Linked DNA regions of Mus musculus: region 2 is linked to region 1. The links are chromatin loops, found by intact Hi-C in ENCODE. Cell type or tissue: gastrocnemius. All regions are shown on one strand. Links, peaks and the distances in the headings refer to the core of each region. The heading gives the core; the rest is flanking DNA.

What was found. Peaks named below come from ENCODE experiments on the same cell type or tissue, not always from the same donor. Only the 100,000 strongest peaks of a DNase experiment are listed, where the experiment ranks them.
Region 2: a loop joins it to region 1, with 2.3 times the contacts of the local background. A loop is called at or near these places in 2 of 42 quality-filtered maps.

Annotation. Positions count from the first base shown.
Region 1 is chr1:45,327,364-45,339,762 of GRCm38, forward strand. Col3a1 (collagen, type III, alpha 1) reads left to right here. Exons shown (of 51, transcript NM_009930.2): 9 at 226-279; 10 at 447-500; 11 at 1,070-1,123; 12 at 1,514-1,558; 13 at 1,690-1,743; 14 at 2,740-2,784; 15 at 3,192-3,245; 16 at 3,743-3,841; 17 at 4,154-4,198; 18 at 4,315-4,413; 19 at 4,610-4,663; 20 at 4,772-4,879; 21 at 5,602-5,655; 22 at 6,200-6,298; 13 more. Among named protein-coding and RNA genes, the nearest start is that of Col3a1, 22 kb to the left of the region's middle. In gastrocnemius, for the core only: no CTCF peak of the experiment used is centred there; no DNase peak of the experiment used is centred there; H3K27ac peaks cover 1,778 bases.
Region 2 is chr1:45,375,529-45,387,927 of GRCm38, forward strand. It overlaps Col5a2 (collagen, type V, alpha 2), which reads right to left. Exons shown (of 54, transcript NM_007737.2): 45 at 11,305-11,358; 46 at 9,434-9,541; 47 at 8,872-8,925; 48 at 8,063-8,170; 49 at 7,639-7,692; 50 at 6,588-6,695; 51 at 4,472-4,763; 52 at 2,779-2,966; 53 at 1,111-1,350; 54 at 1-702. The coding sequence ends at 556. Among named protein-coding and RNA genes, the nearest start is that of Col3a1, 70 kb to the left of the region's middle. In gastrocnemius, for the core only: no CTCF peak of the experiment used is centred there; no DNase peak of the experiment used is centred there.

The DNA of each region.
Region 1 (12,399 bases), core at 3,230-8,229:
AGCAAGAGACACTCACTTGTAATCTGAGCACTCTAGAGGTGTGGCTGCAAGGTTCAAGAGTACAGTACCAGCCAGAGTTACCTAGGGAGAATGTGTCTTAAAAAATAAATAATCGAAAAAATATATGATCTCACAACTATACGTTCAGTCCAACCAGATTGCTCCCTACTTATTGCACATTTGCCCATACATAAACCTTTATATATTCTTTATTTCTCTGCCTAGGGAGAGTCAGGAAGACCTGGACGACCTGGAGAGCGTGGACTGCCTGGACCTCCAGTAAGTCTTCATTAAATAAACTACCTAGAACATACAAAGTATTTTAATTTTAACTTCAAAAAAAAACCCAAATAATCAAATTAAAATAAACATCAAAATAAATGCATTTTTATCACTGAATGTTGACTTGAATGTTAATTAACATCTTTCCCATTCATTACTTTTAGGGTATCAAAGGCCCAGCTGGCATGCCTGGATTCCCTGGTATGAAAGGACACAGAGTAAGTGACCCTAATCCTAACCCTGTATTCATGAACTTAGATATAATTTATAAATGGACAGAGCACTTTTAGTTTTAACAAACTTTAGATAAAGTCAATCCATCCAAAATCTATCAAACTAAGAACAATATCCATCAAACTAGAGTTTATTCTTCTATACTTAAGACAACTTTTTAATCATACTAAATTGAATGTTCTCATTAGTTTCTCTTTTTTTTGTAATAATACGTTGCCAAATGTTCAGCAGTTCAAAATACTTTACATGAATTAAATTATCACTACATTAGCCATATATAATAAAAACAGAAATGAAAAGCCAATGTAAAACTTACTAACTATACTGAGTTGTTAACAAATTTAGGCCTTTGGTCCTGTGAAGACTTTATGCCTCAGTGTAGGGGAATACCAGGGACAGGAAGTGGGAGTGGGTGGGTTGGTGAGCAAGGGGGTGGGGAGAGGATGGGGAGGGGTTGGAGAGGAAACCAGCAAAGGGGGTAACATTTGAAATGTAAATAAAGAAAATATCTAATAAAACAAAAAATAAAAATTGTTTTTAAAAATATTTCTAGGGCTTTGATGGACGCAATGGAGAAAAGGGAGAAACAGGTGCTCCTGGACTGAAGGTAAATTGCAGCACACAGCGTTCATGAGTAAACTCCTTTAGAGTCTGGAACTATGTTAAGATTTATCTTCTGGGACCTAACTTGGTCTTACAACTGTTCTTTTCATATAGCCATTGCTTAGCTATATGTAAATCTTAAGTCTTCCATGAAAGCTAATAACAAAGAATCCGGCATAAAAATGTTTGTATATCTCAGTGTGTCTAATAAACAATATGTTTATCCCTCGTGCATTTAAAATGCAGAAACTGAAGTATCTGATAATGAAAATCAAATTCATTCAGAAATTTGATATTACTAAAGTACACATTTTTCTTAGTATTTTCTGTGATACAATATTTGTAATGTCAAAGTGTCCGTTGCACAAAATAGTAACATTTTGCATATCCCTAGGGTGAAAATGGTCTTCCAGGAGACAACGGAGCTCCTGGCCCCATGGTAATTATGTTTCCTCTCATGTGATTATCAATATTAGTATTAAACTTCCAATCCGATTGCCTTTCTCCTTTCCAGCTGTTCTCACACATGTCACATTTACATTAAGGTCATGCTTTGAATTTTGGTTGCAGGGTCCTAGAGGGGCTCCTGGTGAGCGAGGACGACCAGGCCTTCCTGGAGCTGCAGTGAGTATTGCCACAGTGTACCCAGATAAAAGTAGGGGTGGTCAGCTCAGTCAAGCTTTGGATGTAATGATATGGAAAGGAATGTCTTACAATTGCTCTCTCTGGTCATAATTTTGATGGCTGTTGGGATATTAGTTTCATAATTCATTAGAGCAACATATTCGCATTCAGTTCTAAAAGCCCAGAATCTAGTCCTGATACATATCACTAATGTGGTGCCCCAACATTCTAACACTGAGTCTAAAAATATGTGATGAGTAAGCAAATTTTAATATATTTGAAGCAAATTCAACTCAACTGAGCTTGGATTGTAGTTATAACATTACTTGTAACTAAACTTTCATAATAAAATGTTTGAAACCAAACTTCACTTTCTTTTTTTGTTTTTGTTTGTTTGTTTGTTTGTTTTTGTTTTTTGCTTTTTTGTTTTTTGTTTTTGTTTTTGTTTTTGTTTTTCAAGACAGGGTTTCCTCTGTATAGCCCTGGCTGTCCTGGAACCAAACTTCACTTTCTTTTTTTGTTTTTGTTTGTTTGTTTGTTTGTTTTTGTTTTTTGCTTTTTTGTTTTTTGTTTTTGTTTTTGTTTTTGTTTTTCAAGACAGGGTTTCCTCTGTATAGCCCTGGCTGTCCTGGAACTCACTTTGTAGACCAGGCTGGCCTCCAACTCAGAAATCTGCCTGCCTCTGCCTCTGCCTCTGCCTCTGCCTCTGCCTCTGCCTCTGCCTCTGCCTCTGCCTCTGCCTCTGCCTCTGCCTCTGCCTCTGCCTCTGCCTCTGCCTCTGCCTCTGCCTCTGCCTCTGCCTCTGCCTCTGCCTCTGCCTCTGCCTCTGCCTCTGCCTCTGCCTCTGCCTCCCAAGTGCGTGCACCACCACACACAGCTCAAACTTCACTTTCTATATTTGAGAGAAATTCAGTTTAATGATCTTGAATTGCAGTCTGATACTTTTAATTAATCTTTCATAAGTAAGAAAATATTGAGACAAACTTCTCTTTGTAGGGTGCTCGAGGCAATGATGGTGCTCGGGGCAGTGATGGGCAACCTGTGAGTAACTTTGCATCTAATCCTGCTTTGTTCTATAGTGCTTAGAAATTTTGAATTACATTTATGTTATATTATATTATATTATATCATTATATAGCAAATCCATACTGCTTCTTGATTATTTTTAACCTTGGAAATGGAAACAATTTGTAGGTGTCATACTAGGTTGACATGTACATGGCATTTGTGTTTAATATCCAACATTGGACATGCCGATTAAAAGAAATGCAAAGTAGATAGTGATAGTATCTCTAGGATGTAAAGATTACAAAGGCTCAGAGGTAAGTATCCTGTAAGTCACAGGATTAATGAAAAAGTGTATAGGAATACTCATGTTCAAACTTCAGATGTAACCCCTTTCTTATCTTACACAACTTTGTTATGTGCAAATTGTACGTTGTTTTTAGGGTCCCCCTGGCCCTCCTGGAACTGCAGGATTCCCTGGATCCCCTGGTGCTAAGGTAAGCCTACAGTTCTTTAGAAGAATGTATAAAATAGACAAAAATTCATTCGATTGCTTCTCAGAATTGACCAATAAAAATAATCAAATGTACATTTATTTTCATTTACAGAGAGCTTTAGAGCTCCATTCTAGTCTCCTTTCTCTCTCTCTCATACATAATATGTGTGCATACATATGTAGTATATGGCATATATAGTATATAATATATATCATATATATATGCATAATATATTCTCATTAGTATTGTACCATCCTGATATGTCTTCTGAGTGCTTCGACTTTTTCCAACGTCTTTTCTGGGAAACACCTATAACATGGGCAGACCCATATTTACCATTGTCCTTTGTTGCTATGATTAATAATCCTTTGTTTTAACTATTGCATATAACCATAGTAATATAGCTTTAGGGAAATGAGTTTAAACAGAGCTGAAAGCTAAGCTAAGTTATTAAAAAGTGGAAAGGAAAACTTACATGTTGGAATTTGTCTCTTTAGGGTGAAGTTGGACCTGCAGGGTCCCCTGGCTCAAATGGCTCACCAGGACAAAGAGGGGAGCCTGGACCGCAGGGACATGCTGGTGCTCAAGGGCCTCCTGTAAGTAGCATATAAGAGGGAATTCAAGCTGCTAGACTTAGTCCATCCGTGCAGGTTGCTTACACTAACCACCAAGCAGGAAATAAACAAAACTAAAGTTCTCTTATTCCTTTATTTTTAATAATTTAGAACAAGTATCTATCTGACTTAATTCATATATACACATATATAGGTATATGTGTATAGGTGCTGTTGCTAGAGAAATAACATATTCTCTGCAATACATAATACCTATCAGTAAATATATTCTCTAAACAGAGAACTCCAAATCCATGTGCTCTGATAATATGCTCTCTCACCTTGTGTTCCTAGGGCCCTCCCGGGAATAACGGCAGTCCTGGTGGAAAGGGTGAAATGGTAAGTAAGCTGCCCCACCCTCAGCTCTTCCTTACACAGAAGAATTAAATATTTAAGCCAGACAGTAGAAAGGAAGGTCCACGCTTTGCTAATGAGAGTGTTTGTGTTGTTTTTAGGGTCCAGCTGGCATTCCTGGAGCCCCTGGACTAATAGGAGCAAGGGGCCCCCCTGGACCAGCAGGAACTAATGGTATACCCGGAACACGAGGTCCTTCAGTAAGTTCGTCTCTCCTTCAATGCCTGGAAGTTTATGTTTAACTCTCACAACAAAATATTGACATTCCTTTTGCTCCTTCTCCATTTAAGTTATCCAGCTCTCCCTCTAGCTCTATGACAGTATAACATCTAGCTAATTGTGATTTTGTTAGTCAAATCCTTGTTGTTTTTACATGGAGATTTCGTTTCATTTTAGGGTGAACCCGGCAAGAACGGTGCGAAGGGAGAGCCAGGAGCACGCGGTGAACGGGTCAGTATTAAGCCAACAGGACTTAGCTACTCAGACAACTGCAGAGTGATGAGAAAGTAATGAGTACGTTTCTCAACGAAATCTAGTCAAAATTCTTTATGTTGTCAGGGCGAAGCTGGTTCCCCAGGAATTCCAGGACCTAAGGGCGAAGATGGCAAAGATGGATCACCTGGAGAACCTGGTGCAAATGGGCTTCCAGGAGCCGCAGGAGAAAGGGTAGGTTTCCATTTTTACCTGTTTCACTATTCATTGGGACACAGTAACCTTTGATTTTTTTTGTGTTTGTTTGTTTGTTTGTGTGTTTGTTGAGACAGGGTCTTACTTATAAACTAGGTTGCCTTGACCTTTACTCTGTGGCTAAGGCTGGTCTCAAAGTCATGGCAATCCTCCTACCTCATCTGCCCCTGCTACTTAGATTAGAGGTATGAACCTCCACAACAGTTTAAGACACAAGGAAAGCCTGTAATGGTGAATTGTTTTTACACAATGACTCACTGAAGACTGGCCCCAAATTTAGAGATTCTCCTAACTCTGTCTCTCAAAAGATTAAACAAGCGATATAAATTGTGAACCACCCGCCCTTCTGTCCAGTGTTTTTCTTGGCATGTTTAGCTTAAACTTAAAATCTGAGTGCTTATTTCTGTTTTGTTTGTACATTTTGTTGATTGGTTTTCCTGTGATTCAGGATATTTCACTGTTTAGGAGTTTTGGTTTTGTTTTTTGTTTTATTTTCTCAGTGCTAGGAACTGACCCCATGATGTGTTTTGTGGCAATGCTCTACCACTAAATTAATTCCCACATTCTGTAATACTTAGTAATACAAGAATACTATATTATACTTAGAACTTAGTAATACAAGAATAACTATATTGCAACCTATGAAGTATGAATAGGTTTTAATCTTTTAAACTGAAATATTTAACTGTGATTGTTTCTAGGGTCCTAGTGGCTTCCGAGGACCTGCAGGGCCAAATGGCATCCCAGGAGAAAAGGTAAATACTTCAGCTCCTAAAATCCATTACTACAAATAGGTATTTCTTTCATATGTTATACCACTAATGGGAGAATAAATATCTGAAGGACATGTAACCGGATAATAAAACACAAACCATCACCATGTGACTCTAGCCCCTACTTTGATACTTTCATGGCTATCTGACAAACTAAATCTACTTCATGCATGTCATGTCCTGAGTGAGAAGTCACTAACCTCAGGGTCACTGCAAGAATTATAGAAATCATCTGCACATATGGAGGAAGCTCCAAAGGAACTTCTAATCATTAAATTTCCTTAATTAAGTGTAAAAAGTAGTTACTTCCAATTAATAATGTTGGTTATAAGCATGGAAAATTCATCATAGTTGCCCAATTTTTCTTCAAGATGAAAACCAAACTAAAACAGATGATTTTTATAGATCAGAATACAGCAACACAAAACTGTCCTTGAGAGGCCAAAAACTCCAACAGTTATAGATTAAGTATTGTCAATGTCTATGTTAATCAAAAATCTTTATGACTTGTTATCTCACAACTTAGGGTCCTCCCGGAGAGCGTGGTGGCCCAGGTCCTGCAGGACCCAGAGGAGTAGCTGGAGAACCTGGCCGAGATGGAACCCCTGGAGGTCCAGGGATACGGGTAAGGAGACACATTTGTTTGACTAATGCTGTAAACTGGTAAGAAGAAAGACAATACAAATAATGAGAGGCTAAAGACAACTTCACAAGATGATACCTTTCAAAAGTCTCAAAGTAAACAAACCAAATTCCTTATTTAAAAAAAACAAACAAATAAACAACCATGGGTCAAGACAGATTAAGGAAGAGAATAAAACTAAATATTTGACTAGGATCAGTTTTTAAGCAGAAAATAGGGAGTACATTTGCAAGGATACATATAAACACGTAAATCTCAAAGTTGTACATGTTAACTATGTTGTACTTTTACATTTTAAGTCACATGACTGCTATACTTCTCATTTAGGGTATGCCCGGAAGTCCAGGTGGACCAGGCAATGATGGAAAACCAGGACCTCCTGTATGTACAATTATGATGTCTTGTTTTACTAACCCAGTAAAAAAAAATGAAATGCATACATTGGATAGATTTGAGTGTGTGTATATGTATGTGTATTATAATTAGATTATTTGTTCATCAAGTCCTGATTATGGCAAGTGTTTTTCTTACTAGGGAAGTCAAGGAGAAAGTGGTCGCCCTGGTCCCCCTGGCCCATCTGGTCCCAGAGGTCAGCCTGGTGTCATGGGTTTCCCTGGTCCTAAAGGAAATGATGTAAGTTCTATAATTACTTTCTTCAATAAATATTTGACAGATTGATGGCCTTTGACCTCTATATGAAAATGCAAAATCACCTAATACCTAGCCTATCATTTAAACATGAAAGAATGTGTGACAATTGAGCAGCATGTATGAATAGAGACAAATATATAGTTGGCAATGGGTGTATGTATGTGTGTGTGTGTGGCTTTGCATGTGTAGCAGGATCAAAAAATGGGGTTTGGACTTTTATTAGTGAATTACTTTTTGAGTATCTAAACCCTTGCTTTTTTCTTTAGGGTGCCCCTGGCAAGAATGGAGAACGGGGTGGCCCTGGAGGACCTGGCCTTCCAGTATGTAGCTTTGGTTTATTTCTGGCTTTCTAATCATTTCAGCCATCTTCAGCCTCAATACTTCCTTGTTATATGTGTTAATTCTGTTTCCCTGACTGTCACTTTTGTAGGGTCCTGCTGGAAAGAATGGGGAGACTGGACCTCAGGGTCCCCCAGGACCTACTGTAAGTTTTCATATAATTAAGATAGAGGTAGGGTAGAGATATAACAAAGTCAATAATTTAGAATGTATGTTATCTCTACCACTGTGCCATAATATTTCACCAAGCAGTTACTAGACTTTCTTATTTTATTATCAAGTTAAATGTTGGCATTAATTATATGTTGTATTAATGTGCTTGAATATCTTCTATAGATCAAGATTTCCCTACTCTTAACATTTTTGCCTTTTAAAGTAAGCAATAGGCCTACTGAGAGGTGGACTATAGACTAACTAGGAATGACAATTTTACAATGGAGTGTATAATTGTGCTTCTGAACCTAGGGCCCAGCTGGTGACAAGGGAGATTCTGGACCCCCTGGTCCACAAGGATTACAAGTAAGAGTTTGTTCTTCAAATGTTATTAGTTTTTAACAGACAATTCCATATTTCCTTTTTGTACCTATTTTTATTACATAAATATACGTCAAAATTTTGTGAGCAGGCTACATGTTCATCTGAAACTTAATTTTTAAGTTTTTCTTCCATCCTGAAATATAGCATTAATAGTAGTTTTCTTCTATTGGTATTCTAGAATGCACATATTCATTTATTAAAAATGAGTTGAACTCAAAGAGTTCTATATGCACATACTTTTCTCTATTATAGTGAAAACTCCACATAGCTAAATTAATCTATCTTTATCTCTTAGTTCATCTGTATATATATAGAAAACAAAAAATATAGATGTGAGCACAGGTTTCTAATATGTAACTATCCTCTATCTGTCACTGGTTAATGAATGAGGCAAACATTTTGTACCTTAAAATTATGAAAATTACGTCATTAACTACCTGGAAAATACATTTATATATAAAAAGCTTTCACATAGCTGTGTTTGAAGTGATCACACACAATGTAATTTTGTTGATTTGTAGGGCATACCTGGTACCGGTGGTCCTCCAGGAGAAAATGGGAAACCAGGTGAACCAGTAAGTTGAATCTTATTTTAAAGAGGCTATGCCAGTGCCTGGCAAATACAGAAGTGGGTGCTTATAGTCATCTATTGGATGGAATACAGGGCCCCTAATGGAGGAGCTAGAGAAAGTACCCAAAGAACTGAAGGGGTCTGAAACCCTATAGGTGGAGCAACAATATCAACTAACCAGTACCCCCAGAGCTCATGTCTCTAGCTGCATATGTAGCAAAAGATGGCCTAGTCGGCCATCATTGGGAAGAGTGGCCCCTTGGTTTTGAAAACTTTATATGCCCCAATACAGGGGAACATCAGGGCCATGAAGTGGGAGTGGGTTGGTAGGGGAGCAGGGCAGGGGAGGGTACAGGGGACTTTTGGGATAGCACTTGAAATGTAAATGAAGAAAATATCTAATAAAAAAATTGGAAAAACATAGCAACTAAGTGAAAAATATCAAAATTCATTTATCTATTATTAGCTTTGTATGTTCTAATAGCTAAGTTTTTATTGTGTAGATCAATCGGTACAGTGATTGCTAGCATGCATGAAACACTTGGTGAGGCCTCTAGCACAGTATAAACCAAATGTCGGCCTGTCTTCTCAGTCTCTTTGGGGAGGAAGGCAGCAGCATTATCGGAAGTTCAAGATCACCCTTGGCTGAATGTGTCTGAGGTGCATGAGACCCTGTCACAGAAATAACAACCAAGCAAACATGAGTTACTCATAATGCCACTTACAAAACGTTTATATTTTATATAAAAGAACAGAATTAAGATGCATAGCTTCATAATTTAAACAATTGCACAATATAGAGGCATGACAGACGTCAATGTTGTTTATACCTGTGCAGTGCATACTGACAAATGCTTACCATACATAATGTTGACCTCCTAGGGTCCAAAGGGTGAAGTCGGTGCTCCTGGAGCTCCTGGAGGCAAGGTAATTTCTTTACCTTTTTACCATGTTATGGAGCAACTTGATTAGAGAAAAAATTTTAAGTACATTGAACTAAAGGGTTCTTTGCTTAGAAAAATTAGATTCCCAATGTTTAGTACATCCATGTAAGCAAACGGCATGCACTTCCAGTGCATTAATTTTGCTCCATTTGAATATTCTAACATTACAAAGCACCACAGACTGTGCCATCAAGGGGAAAGACAGGTGATGTATGGCTTCCCTACAGAGAACTCTCCTGGTGGCAGAAGCACAAACTTTATCTCTCTGAATAATAACAGTAATTACTTTAAAGACATGTCTAGTTTAACCAGGAGAAATACACATTTCATTTTGCTAGGCTTTTTACAAGATTCCTGTTCTCAAACAATAAATTAAAGTTTTATACTCATAAAATTTGCAAAACTATTAAAATTTCTAACTTCAAAACCTTATTAGACATAATCAAAACTACATAATTTCCAGTGCTTTTCTTTTCTGACAATGTGCTTCTAATATGGACATTATATTTCCAATGATAGGGTGATTCTGGTGCACCTGGAGAACGTGGGCCTCCTGGAACAGCAGGAATCCCTGGTGCTAGAGGTGGAGCTGGACCCCCTGGCCCTGAGGGAGGAAAGGTAACTGTAGTTGCTGATTCCCGTAAATATTAGAGAATGCACTTCAATTGCTTTCTTGTCATTTGCCATGTATTTCTTCATTGCAGGGCCCTGCTGGTCCCCCTGGCCCTCCTGGTGCTTCTGGTTCTCCTGGTCTGCAAGGGATGCCAGGGGAAAGAGGAGGTCCTGGAAGTCCTGGCCCAAAGGGTGAAAAGGTGCTTATAGCTGCATATGTATCAAAAGATGGCCTAGTCGGCCATCACTGGAAAGAGAGGCCCATTGGACACGCAAACTTTATATGCCCCAGTACAGGGGAACGCCAGGGCCAAAAAAGGGGGAGTGGGTGGGTAGGGGATTGGGGGTGGGTGGGTATGGGGGACTTTTGGTATAGCACTGGAAATGTAAATGAGCTAAATACCTAATAAAAAATGGAAAAAAAAACACACCTTCTAGATTAAAGGAAATTCCCATCACTAGAAACTATTTTCAAAATTATTGTTATCATTTTAAATGAATTTTGACATAGAGTCCTATAACAACTATCAATCAAAATATCAGCTCTAACCCCAGCAAATCCTGAGGATTGCTATGTTAGACTGGGGATGTTGTTATCTGATGATGCTTGCTTTTGATTCGCAGGGTGAACCAGGTGGTGCAGGTGCTGACGGAGTTCCAGGAAAGGATGGGCCAAGGGTGAGTATTCACATCAGTGAGAAATGAGCCCTGATTATATGCAATATGTTGTAGACCCTTCCTCAGCTTTCACTGTTTCATAAAATGAGACCATATGTTACCACATTCTGAACATTAAACAGTACTGATCACTTCCCTACTTAAATTCTTAGCTTCTATCTACCACTCCGTGATAGTTCTACAGTGACCTAAGTATGATAAAAGCAAGGAATGGATACCATAATGTATCAAGAAATCCAAAGTAATTAATATCGTTAAGAAATACAGTTTTAAAAATATGTTACCATAAGGTATTTTATCACATCCTATTTATCTTCTCTAATTATGGTTTAAAAAAAGAATGTATCAATGAAATCACTTAATTCAATTACCTTCTTCAATCATACACACAGAATAGTGAACTTACTAAACTCTCATACTTATACACAGCAATGAACAAATCATTTGAGCCAAGAGAGAGCAAAAATCTACCCACTTTAGTGGTAAATAAATGTCCCTATACTCTGATTAATACAAGAAATTATGTTTATTTTTTCAAAACTAAAGACACTTCTTCCTGCAGGGTCCTGCTGGCCCTATTGGTCCCCCTGGCCCAGCTGGTCAGCCTGGAGATAAGGTAACAAAACTACTGGAAACAAAAATCAATCTTTGCTTTAATAGACATAGAACAGTAACAATATCATTTGATCTTTTCTCAGGGTGAAGGTGGTTCCCCTGGACTTCCAGGTATAGCTGGACCTCGAGGTGGCCCTGTAAGTATTAAAGGCATTTTCATCATACTCTCAACACAAAACAGTCCATAGCTTTAGCAACTTTGCCCCTGGTATTCTGATCTTCATGTTTAAAGCTCTATGTTTAAAATATATGAGATGCAAGAATATATTTTAAAATGTTAAAGTCCTCATGAGATTATTTACGATACCTTATTAACTGAAAAACTCTGGGGAAAGTACATAATTTGAAAAACAGTATATATTTCTAAATGAGCATCTCTTAAACTTTACCAAAAGCTTATCCAAATCAAAAATCCTTTGCCCCTAAAAAGATTTGGCAATCAAGATAAAGCTACAGAAAGTGTATTTGTTTAATCAATGTGTTAGTAGATATTTTACCCTTCTGCCAAATGTTAAATACTTTATACTTGCAATATTTAAGTGTATTAAATATTTGCACTTTGATGATATATTCCTTGGAAGTTATATCTCAGTTCAGAGACAGAAGAAATCAACAGTTGCAGTGCTGTTCCTTTCTTATGTTGATAAGAAGTAAAAAAGACTTTTAGATACAGAGACACATAATGCCTGTGGAGAAGGCCTTCACTGTGACTAATAATATACCTTCCTTCAGGGTGAGAGAGGTGAACATGGCCCTCCAGGACCTGCTGGCTTCCCGGGTGCTCCTGTAAGTATGGACTTCTAAGAATGTATATCACAATGCTTATTTTATCAAATTACTGAAAACTAGCAAATAAAAATGTTACCCTGGTTCCAGTATTTCTTCAGCCACTTTACCATTCGAAATTACTTTATCCCTTTTTTAAGCAGCTCAAACACCAATCCTTCTTTGTGCAACATCATGATGCTCATTTTCAAATTCAAGGGAAGATCCTTCTCCTTTTCCTCCTCCTCCTCCTCCTCCTCCTCCTCCTCCTCCTCCTCCTCCTCCTTATTCTCCTTCTTTTGCCACAGTATTTTGATTGGTTTTGCTTTGGCATATCTTCTAAGAGCCTCCTATCCCTATTTGATGGCAAC
Region 2 (12,399 bases), core at 4,543-9,542, 49 kb after region 1:
TAAGACAGTGGAAACGTGTTATATTCACCTTAATTTTTTCTATAATGTTAGTATAATATTAAGACATGCATGGGGGTCTTCATTTGTCACTGATGTTCTGACAATAAGAGGACACAGGGGGCATTACTCTCTACTTTTCAGACTGCAGCCAAGCAAAATCAACACATGCTGAGGCTTTACATACCCCATCATGTAAGCTACCTGCTAGGAAGAAGAATTTTCTCATAAATACTAAGCAACGTATTCATTACAGTGAAATGAATTGATGAAAACATATTTATTTTTTGATCAGTTTACTTTTTGTAAAGATGGTCATTGTCATTGGTTGCTTTAATCTAAACGGCCATATTGAAAAAATTAAGTCAATTAAACTTGAGGATTGTAAGTAAAATAAATATTCTGAAGGATAAGGTGGTCAGGCACTTCAGATCGTATGTACAAAGCTGATGCAGGACCAGCCATTACTTCAAGAGTCTCAGGATGAACTTTAAACAGTCACAGTTCTTGTGGTGGTCATTGATGGTAGTGCTCATTGTCGATATGTCTGGGCTTCTGTTACATGAAACAAACTGGCCCAATATCAAGGCCAAATTCCTGGTCTGCATTGCCAATATCCACAGGACCAACATCTATGATGGGCAAGCGGGCCACATTCTGTGTTCTGTATTCAAAGATAGTTTTGCCTACATTTCCATTTCGCTTCTGGAATTCAAGAGGACAATGGATAAATAGTATATATATCCAAGAAGTTTACACAGGAACACCCCCGCCCCCACGCATGTGCGCAAGTAACCTTTTTTCATGGGCTATTTTATTTATATACATTTCAAATGTTATACCCTTTCCCAGTTTCCCCTCCAGAAACCACCTATCCCATCCCCCCCTCCCGGCTTCTATGAGGGTGTTCCCCACCTAAACTTTTAAAATTCAAAAGCAGTGAACGTACAGCTCTGGTAAGTATAAACCAATGTGTGTGGCAGAAAGGAGAAATGCCAATCAGTGAGTCTCTATTGTAGACTCTTAAAGCTTATGATTGAAAGCGAGTCAGAAACTTTCCTTGCTGAAGAAAGAGAGGAAGCTACAGAAAAGCATAGTCCAAAAGGCACTTACAGAGCAGGTGTCTTGAAGAACTGTGTATCTGAATCTGATGTTTCCTTCTCCTTTTATTTCTAAGTCGTTTGACCCTTTAAGGACCACAGCTTTCTTGAGGTTTTTAGCTTGATCATCCATATATCCAACAGTGTTCCTACAGATGTAAGTAAGGTTCTGCGAGGCTTCTTTTGATAAAAGACGCAAAAAGGTCATCTGAGTGATAGCTGTGTTAGGAGACTGGTAATCTCCATATGTGAACTAGAGAAATAAAAGAAATTTATGTAACATGACATACTAAAGAGGTTCATAATATCACCCAAAGAGTCAATGCCAGGTAGATCGACAGATGACTAACAGACTATAGGTAAATCACTTTTAAAGATATTTCTTGGTACCCATATAATAAGCTACTTTATCTATACAAAGGAAAATATTTTCAAATACTATCACAAGTACCTGTGTCCTTATGATTTCAAAGAAGAGGTGAAAAGCCAAATTATTTTAATTTCCCGGAGAAAGGTTAAATAATTTTAAAATATATATATTATACTTAATAAATACAACTCAAATTATCACTAATTAGAATAAAATATAAATTAAGTGTAGGTATAAATCTATTTTACTGAATAATTACATACATATCAAAAATACTATTTTCTACAACACAAGTATCAAAACTCATTTCCAACTAACTCTTCCCTATTCATCTTCAGCTTTGAGTACTGTTTTCAATGGTCTAGTTTTGATTTCTGACATATTTATTTTGGTTAAACTATGCTTCAGCCATTTATATTTAAATTCAGCTTTTTATAGGTGTTAAATTAAATTTTCACTAAACGATAGTAGATTGTAACTTATCATATACAGAACTATAACACTTCCATAATATGTTGACTAGGGCAAGGTTGGAGGCAGAGGGGTAGGCTGGGAGTTGACTAGGGCAAGGTTGGAGGCAGAGGGGTAGGCTGGGATGAAATAATGACATTGTAATAGGACAACCAAGATCTGATGAAACCCTGAACCAAGTGGACCGTACTAGAAATATTAAGTAGACAGGAATTCAGAAAAAAATTATCATATATTTCACCTAATTAAAATAATGACTTAAACACTTCACAGGCTTCAAAGGATTACATTATTTTAAAAATGTAGCTAATAGGTATTATCTTTTCAGACACTACACTAAGCACTAACATTAATAGTGAGGCGAAGGTCAGCTTTACCACCCTTACATTAAAGTAGCAAAAGGTTTTAAAAGGCTTAGTAATTTTTTTTTTTTTTTTTTTTTTTTTTTTTTTTTTTTTTTTTTTGGTTTTTTCGAGACAGGGTTTCTCTGTGTAGCCCTGGCTGTCCTGGCACTCACTTTGTAGACCAGGCTGGCCTCGAACTCAGAAATTCGCCTGCCTCTGCCTCCCAAGTGCTGGAATTAAAGGCGTGCACCACCACGCCCAGCAAGGCTTAGTAATTTAATGAGTTCTAATTGTGACCTACGTTTCCTGGAGTTGAGACAAGACCCTTCCCACTGTCCTCCACAGTCAGTGACATGTAATAAGGGAAGATATCACTTAAAAGTAAACATAATACATTAAATCCAGTCAAACAATAATAGCATCATTTTAATAAATATGAAAACATAATAAATAATAACAATTAAAAATATAATTCTAGGTAAATATGTTAATTCACCTGAGATCCTCTATTCATGTCAAGACCGTACCACACAGGCTTATTGTCAGGGGATTTGCTGGCCCACCAGGTTTTACGTGGAACACTGGCTGGGTTTGCTGAAATACATGTCTCTCCTGTTTCCATATTGCAGTAAACTTTGATTGCATCTTCAGCTGATCCCTGGTTAGGATCAATCCAATATTCACCTATTTTCCAAGATAGAAATATGTGCTAAATGAAGATTATCTCAAATATGATTGTGAGTCTCTAAAATAATCAGTAGAGATTTCATCCTTTATTCAAACTATAATTAGTAAGAGACTGGGAAGAAGGCTCAGCAAGTGAAATGTTTCCACATAAGCATGAGGACTTGAGTTAGGATACTCAAACAGACACACACACACACACACACACACACACACACACACACACACACACACACACATATCCTATACAAAGGCTAGGTGGGTATTGTGGCCCCCCTGCAATCCCAGCATGTGGAACAATGGAAACAGGAGATCCCTACAGTGAGCCAATTAGCTAGACTAGCTAAAAAGATGAAGTGTAGACTCAGCTAAAAACCCCATCTTACCATATAAGATGTACAGTAATTAAAGAAGACATCTCATGTCAACCTGCTGTTCACATGCAGCCACACACATATGACACATAAATATACATGCAAGTAGACACATAGACACACACACACACACACACATATATATATATGAAATATTCATCTATATATATGAAATGTAACTATTAAGCACTAGGGGTCTTCTTCATGCTAACTTCTTTTCAAAAGCACTTTTCCAAATCATGAACTTAAGACTCAAAACATCCAAGTGATTTTTAAACCAAGATTTTGCCTTTTATGTTTGATCTATAATTGTATAAATATACATCAAGTGTATTTATTCACATTTGTTTCTATAGGTCTATACATATACATGTATTATTATACATAAACTGCAAAAATAAAATTTTATATAAAATGGGAGGGAAGTTGTGAGACATAAATAGTACAAAAAGTGTATATTCTTTAGATAGAACATTCTTAGTTGTCTCTGTTGATGTTAAAGTTTAAAGTTAACTGAAACCCTGGTATTTCCAAACTCATTCAAATGATCTTAGATCCCCCTTTTCTGGGTCTAATTAAATAATTTAATATTACTGAAGAAGGCAAACTAAGAACACTGTCATACAACTTAGGTAGAGACACTATTTCATTCCAAACTGCCATAAAAGATCACTATACTTGATCCTGCCAGGCAGTATAGCAAAGGATTGATTGGCAGGTCATTAAAGTGCAATAAATTGATTCAATATGCAAATCAGTTAGGGAAACATGTCCTTTACTGGCCTCTCAATGATTTACCTAATTAAAATTCTGAATGATAATGTAGGTAAGAAAGTATTTTTAATTATGCATGAGCAAGTAGTGTGTGTGTGTGTGTGTGTGTGTGTGTGTGTGTCTGAACTATTTCCTCAAAATTGTTTTTTTGATATGATGTGGCCTTTATTATATATGCTATCTATCATCTTTTCAATTAATTGTCACAACCACAAAACTATAAGCTCTAGAGCATGCTCAACAATTTATCTTTGTTTCTATCATTAACTATAAAGTTAAAAATACATTTTGGGAAGCAGTTGAGAATAACTCAACACAATCAATATGTTTTACTCAAACAGGCCCCTGTCTACTCACCGCTCTGCTTTGTGGGATGGCAAAGCTTTAAATCATCACAAGTGCGGGCTGGGTGTTTCTTGGAACCATCAGGGCTACGCATGGTTTCAATCTGACTACTGAGAGACTTCAGGGTAACATGGATCCCAGGGTCTGTTTTGTTTGTGTCATCTGGAGCTGCCTGGTCTTCCGTAAACTCTGGAAGTGGATCTGGCATGTTCTCATCATAGTGTCCCATGATATCACCAAGAGCAGCAGTAAGATGGCCAGGGGGACCTGGAGGGCCAGGAGGCCCAGGTTCACCAGGAGGACCCTAATTAAGGAGAAATTGGAAAGACATTTAATAGCATTTTGTTTTGTTTTACGAAATTGCTTACTATGCTGTGTGGGGACATTTACAACTTGGCACAAGAATAAGTCGATCCTGAAGAAGTGTGATTCATACTTCTTAAACAGGCAGGGCTAGCCTGTCAAGTGATAACATTGCAAAATGAGGAGTGATGTTGAACCGCTTTTCAGGGAAAGTATCTACCAGACAGGCTCTGAGATAAACAAAGCTTAAAGCCAAACTCTTTGCTTTGATGTCTTCTTTGAAGATATGATGTATTTCATGTGAAGAACTTTCAGAGTTACATTCTTTTCAAAACAATTTTGAGCAAGATACAACTAGAATTCTTTACCAGAGCTATGGGCAGAAGGCAGAAAAAGGATGCTAGTGTGTGAGAGCTGTTTCTGTATGTCTGCATGCAAATATTAGGGTAATGAACGCAAGACTCCCGTTAGTGAACTTGTTGGTTTGTCCAAATCAAGAAAAAAAAATAGGAAGTTTTTTGTATGTATGTGAATTTTGACAAATGTAAAAATTCTCTGTACTGAACAAATTCAAAGAAAGTTTTTCATTATCCTTTTCATAGCCTTAAAAGTGTATCCTGTTCTTCTGTTTTCAGGGGAGAACTGATGAAATGTGACCACTCAAATCAAACCCCCAAAAAGTGGAAAAGATTACAAGCTGAGTGCTCTCCATTAATTCCTCTGCATTTCCAGAGGAAGCTCTCAAGAGTCTCAAAGAAGCCAAGTAACAACTAAAGAGACACAGTTCAGGTAAAATGCAAAGCCCTTGGTGTCAGAGGCTGATATGTTAATAATATTAGCTCTGCAACTCAACTGAGGCTTCAGGGAAGGCGTTTCAACCTCTGTGCTTTCTTATCCTCAAAACACTGATTTCAGGGAGAAAGACAGATGATAGATAGATGGATAGATAGAAAATTGATTTTTCTGGGAGATCCTCCGAATTTCACACATCCTACAGTAATCTGAGAGGAAGAGCACTGAGCCATAAGAAAGTAAATCAATTACCACCCAAGTCAAATAGAAGTTCTAAAACTGTGAAACTTTCTTGACTATAAGAAGAATGAGCCTCTATAGCCACGTAATAAATAATAAACATTCAACTATTCAATGGCACTGTCACTGTAGGAACAAAGATTAAGACAGTAAGGTCAGATAAATAAGATCAAAGAAGCATCAGACAACCTTTAAATGTACAGAGTGGGTCTGTGTGTAGATAGACGCCGAATGTCTGAGGACAGAGACTAACTAACATGGTTTAGTGTTTGAAATTATACTAAATACAATTAGATTTTTAATTGAACACTGAAAATTAAAATCTTAAATGTCATCTTTGGGGAAGAAAAATTTCAAACTCATATGCTTCATTTTGTTTCAAGCTCCTGCTGCCTTGACATCCCTGCCATGCAGGACTGTATCATGAACTATGATGTAAATAAACCCTTTCTTAACTTGATTTTGTCAGAGTTTTTAACAGGAAAGCAAACTAAGATTATTGTAATTTCACACAATGCAATGTTTGTCAAACTTTGATAAGAATGGAATTATAGTTTGATATTTAACCTCGATATAATATAGGTTCAAGGGCTTGGTATCTTGAACTCTTATTTTTATATGCTCTGAATACCATGTATTAAAAGACTTGAAATAATTACTTAAGTAGATAACCTTGTTGTGGTTTCTAGGCTTAAGAGTCTCTTGAAACTCTTGTTGGCAAGGTTCCACAGTTGCCATTGGATTGACTCCATTTTGGCAACAGCATCTTCCATGCAAACTCTTTTGACCTTACCTCTGGTCCTGCTTCTCCTACACTGCCCCGCACACCAGGAGGTCCAATTGGTCCAAGTGGCCCAGGGTTTCCTTCCTTTCCTGAAGGACCTACTGGTCCTGGAGGACCCTGTCAGAACACAAAAATGTATTTTAGAAGAAAGACTGCAAAATTTCTTTCTAACAAAAGAACCATTATAGAGATGGAGTAATTACCCTGATTGCTAAGATTCTAGTCTTAATAACTAATAAGTCATCTTTCAGCATTCTGTTATATTTACAATTTCACTGTGTGTGAACTGTCCATCACTAATTCTGGGTGAAGGACCAAAATAACTTTAAAATGCTAACAGGCTGGTCACCAACTTTCATTAGTAGCAACTGTTTCATCAAATAGTTAACCTGGTTGAAAATTCAATTGATTTAAAAGGAAATGATGTAAGTTGAGTGTTTATTATGGTTGAAACCAGTACTTATATATCACTTAACCTCATCAAATCATAGCACTTTCCTTAATATTATTCTCACTTTATGTATATTTACATTGTACTTAAATATAGCAGATTTGTAACTAATCTTTCTCACTTTTTATTTTTCTAAATATTTTTCTGAATAGTCTTAGGACACCAATGATTTATAAGAAGCAGCATTTATATGAATTTACAATTTCTAAAAGCCTCAAGTATTGGTTCTCTACTATGATTTGTTTCCAAATTATCTTTGAATAAGCTTCTATGGCTTTATCACAATTAAAGAAATAAATGTCTATCTTTCAAAATCTATTCTACTTCATAAGCAGTTCCAATAACCTCAAAGAATTTATGTTTAGTGAAAATTAAACCACAAATATGAAATTGAATAGAAGCACATATAAAACCTAGGTAATAGACTTTGAGAAACAAAATATGCCATACATCAGGATATTTCTATTTCATATTACTTGCTAAGTTTGACTCATAAATTTTCTGCCAAACTGAGAGAACATGAACGAATAAATATGAAATACCAGAAATATTGTACTCAAGGAACAGTATGTCATGCACATCTGAAACTTAATAGTTTCTGTTACTTACTCTTGGACCGAAAGGACCAGGAATGCCAGCACTTCCTTGTTCACCATTTGGACCCTACAGAGGAAGATTAATGAAAGTGTTGCTAAAACATCTAAATCTGTATTGTGCTGTACTTTTATCTTTAAAAGCATGATGTCACTAATACTAGCACTATAAACAAAACCATTGATTTCTTTAACATCTGACTAAGACCAAAGACAGCTGTGTAGGTAAAGAGGCATGTAGCTTTTTGCATAATTTCTTTTCCACAATGTTTTAGGTTATATATGGGTAGTTATAGTTAGCTAACTATATGATTATCCATCAAGATAATTTTAAAGTTAAAATGATATACAAAAACACCTCTCTAATCCATAGATGTTTCTGTCAATATATCAATGTATTCTCATATGCAAGAAAGTACAGTATTTAAGAAATAACTTACAGGAGGTCCAGGAAGACCCTGCAGGCCAGTGAACCCTCTGTGGCCTTTCTGACCTCGGTCACCTCTGTCTCCATTGTCACCCTTGTCACCTCGAGGTCCTTGTGGTCCCTGGGAATAGACAATCATGAACATTAAGACTACAATTTGCTGCAATTCTACTCCTTATGATTGTATTTATTATAATTTTAAAATAGTTTCTGTAAAATTAAAACTTAAAGTAAGATTTACTTTCCATGCTGCCTGTAAGAATGATAAATTTACATATGCAAATAAACTGATGGGCTAGGACTACTGAGACTGCATTGAGAAGCAAAGTAGGGCTGAACAGGTGTGTTTGTATCTCAGGATAACCAATACCCACCAAGTTGGAAGCCACTGGCTGGGAAAGGATTGGAGACCTTTGATTTCCCAGGAACACATCCTCTTTAGAACCCCTAGCTTCTGCTTATCTCAAGCAAGAAAGCTGCTGTTGCTCTCAAAGACCCTCGGTTTTCCCCATATCAGTTTCAAACTTAATTCTCTTGGAATTTTTAATACACACTTAAACTGTACTGTTTCACATATTATTGCTTTGTAATAAAATCTTTCAAAATCTGTCTTTCAACTTTCTGGAATATCCCTCACTGCTAGCTACTGCACCATCACACTATATTGCTACTACCATCTCACAGAGTCTCTGCCTCCTAGAGATCAGTAATTTCCTAACAGCTACCCCCCCCCCCGCTATTTATGAATCTTAAGTGTACTTTCCCTTTTGGTATGTATTTTGCATAAGAAAAATTTATTTGTTCAGAAAACATAGAACTTACAGGTAAACCACGCTTTCCAGCTCGACCAGGTGGTCCTACAGGGCCTCGAGAACCCTAGAAAATTTTTCATAAAACTTGGTATCTTAAAGCATAAATATACACAGGAATATAAATCTAAGAGGAACATCTCGATATAAACATAGATATATATATCATGTACACATTGACACCTGCCAAATGTTTGTACTTCAGGTAAGAACACACTAACTCTAGTAACATATTACAGTGAACTTCAAATATTAACTTGACCAAATTAAGTTCACCTTAGTGTTCTAGTAAATTACATTGATTCAGATAAATTCCTATAGAATTTATAAAACACATATTGGTGTGTTCCTATAAATCACAACCTGTTTAAATAATTAAAGAAAATATATCAGTATCACATCCATATTCAAAAGCAAATTAGTTTAAAAACTAAGTATATATTTTAATTCATAATTTTCTATCACTATTTAGAGTCCTCAGCTAATAATATAATCAGGACTGAATGCATATACATATAGTTACAGGATAGTATATCAGTGTCATGTAATTGTCAATGTGAAGTTGACATTCTTACTGGCTCTCCTCTTTGTCCTGCATCTCCAGGGGCACCAACAGGGCCAGGAGTTCCAGGGGCACCCTGAGAGCCTGGTAGACCAGCAGGCCCGGGGTCTCCACGGTCACCCTGACAAAAAATATAATATTATTCTTTAAATAATTATTCTATAAGAGTAACAATATTCAATATTGCTCATATTATTTACAATATGAAAATATATCTTTTTAAACATATTTATTTATTATTTTACTTAATTATTTACTTTTATTCACTAGTGAATAAATTTAATTCACAGGCATAGGACTGTTCCACCCTGGCTTTAGAACTTATTCATCCTCGATTTCTGCTGGTCCCTATGTCCAGAGTGTTGGAGGACAGGAGTGTTTGTCTCCAGAACTGAACATTTGATAGTCTAATTTCCTAGACTAGCAGTCTTCAGAGTAGTATTCCCATTTGTAACACACAATGCAATTTCACAGTGGAAACCACTTCATCCATTTTTCAAATCCATACAGAGTCTCTCAGAAAACTTGTTCTGAGTGCTGTTAACTTACTACCCTTTTTAAAAGCATTCTTCCCCTACCTTACAGAAGAAGGGCAGCTACCATGCTAGCTGCAATGTTCATATGGTATAATACCCTCAAAAGGCAACGAACTGGGGGCAAACAAAGTTGTCTTCAGATTGCATATGTCACTCGGAATAATTAGGGGAAAATAGGCCTCCCCTCATTACACTCAGACAACCCCATGTGACGGGGCTGCAAATAACATCTTGATATGGAAGCACAGGTAAGCTCAGACTGGCAGGAGTATGCATGGAAACAATTAGTGACTCAAAAAAACAGAGCCAAATGTTATTTTGCGAAGGATATTAACTCTAACTTGGCTTGTTAATTTGGCAGATAGAGAGAACACTGGATTCTAAGTTAAAGAACACACAGACAATAAACTGAAGGAAAGATTTTGAAAAGTAACTTGTTTAAAGCACACATGCAATTGTAATTTATAGGGAATTTCCTGTGCCATATGTATATTAAAGTTTGTGATTAAACTGAAACAGCAATTTAAAGTCCACGTAGGAGTTCACGGTACAGCAGTAATATTTCTGGTAGTGAACATCAAGACCTTTGAATATTTGCTGCGTTACGTGAGTACACCAGCAAAGGCAAATGTTCCAGATGTCAGAAAATTTCTATGGCTGTGTTAGATAAGGAGAGTCTTAGCCCAGGTTTCTCCAAACTTTTCCATCTCCCTATTAATAGCATGATAACATTTTTGTGTGCTTACCCTGAAAAAAAATTAAGCCTATAAATACTTGCATTTAAGTATTTGGAAACAGATTCAGAAAATTTAACATCACGAGGCTGGTTTGCCTTTAGTGGCCAGATCTGTTTCCTAATTAACAGCTGTGTAATCACCAAAAGAGACTCAGCTGCTATTATACCTTGGAAAATTATCAGCTCAACACAGGGCTAATTTAAAAATAAATACCACACCTACAGTTTAGAGTGCATCATTGCTTATATCCTTGTAAGTTACTTTCTTTAGAGAATGAGTAGAAAAATGTAGCTATCACTCAGTTGTGTAACTGATACAGAAATTTAGAACATCGATTCACATCTTCATCCAAGGCTTCTATGTTACACCAAATATAAAAGCAATTTGGTTTCTTGCTTTTGAAAAACATGTATCATACTTTGTCATGCATTCAGACATTATTTCATGTACAAGGTTATCCAAAGTTATGACCTTACTAAACTGTTTGCCATCAGAAAAATCAGAGTTGCACTGGGGTTATAAAGATAGAGAGTATTTTTATTAAAATTGCTATTACGCTAGATTCACAATGATTTCATGCTTATGTGGTTCTAATGTTTTAATCAACTTACCCGTTCTCCAACAGCACCATCCCGTCCTGGGGTACCATCATTACCAGCCGGACCCTAAAAAGAATAGTGTTAGACACAGCTTCTTGAGGAGGCTTTTAAACTCTCAGCCAGTTGACCAGAAACTGACCAACATGTTTTCTCCTCTTTAAACTATAAAATAACAGTCAACACTCCAATCTCTTTTTTATTGTCAACTGATTGTAAAATTACCATGTTCTTTTTTTCCCTTTTTTATTAGATGTTTTCTTCATTTACATTTCAAATGCTATTTCCTTTCCTAGTTTCCTCTCTGAAAATCCCCTATAGCCTCCCTCCTCCCTCTGCTCCCCAACCCACCTACTCCTACTTCCTGGCCCTGGCATTCCCCTATACTGGGGCATAGAATCTTCACAAGACCAACGGACTCTCCTCCCATTGATGGCCAACTAGGCCATCCTCTGCTACATATGCAGGTAGAGACACGAGTTCTGGGGGTACTGGTTCTCATATTGTTGTTTCTCCCATAGTCCTGGAGACCCCTTCAGCTCCTCAGGTACTTTCTCTACCTCCTTCATTGTGTTCCATCCAATAGATGACTGTAAGCATCCACTTATGTATTTACTGTATTCTTATTTACTCCTATTGTTTAATTCTAGTTCTCATTAAAGAAAAAATCCAGAGATGCATGGAAATAGATCACAATTACAGTGCCACTATCTTGCATTTTGCCTGAATTCTCACTTTGTTTATCCAAATAATATTTTTAAGGTTTTGAAACTATATGACTATATTCATGTTATATAAGATTATGTTTCAAATCTTGCCCGACTTTACTTTCATGTTTTCATGTATCTTTAAAATCACTGGCTGTTGAGCAGAGGGTATTCTATTCTTTGGCTTCCCAAATTGCCTGTTAGAGCCTTATTTCCTCTAAAAAGAGACTAAAGGGATATGACAACCATAATGTTACTTTACAGTGATAAAAAAAAAATAACCCTCTACTTCCTTTCCCTTCTTCATGAGCTGTAATAGTGTCATTAATCCTATCTCCATAAAACTTGGCAATTTTCATAAATATCCCATTACAGAATGAAATAATAGCAAGGAAAAAGGTGA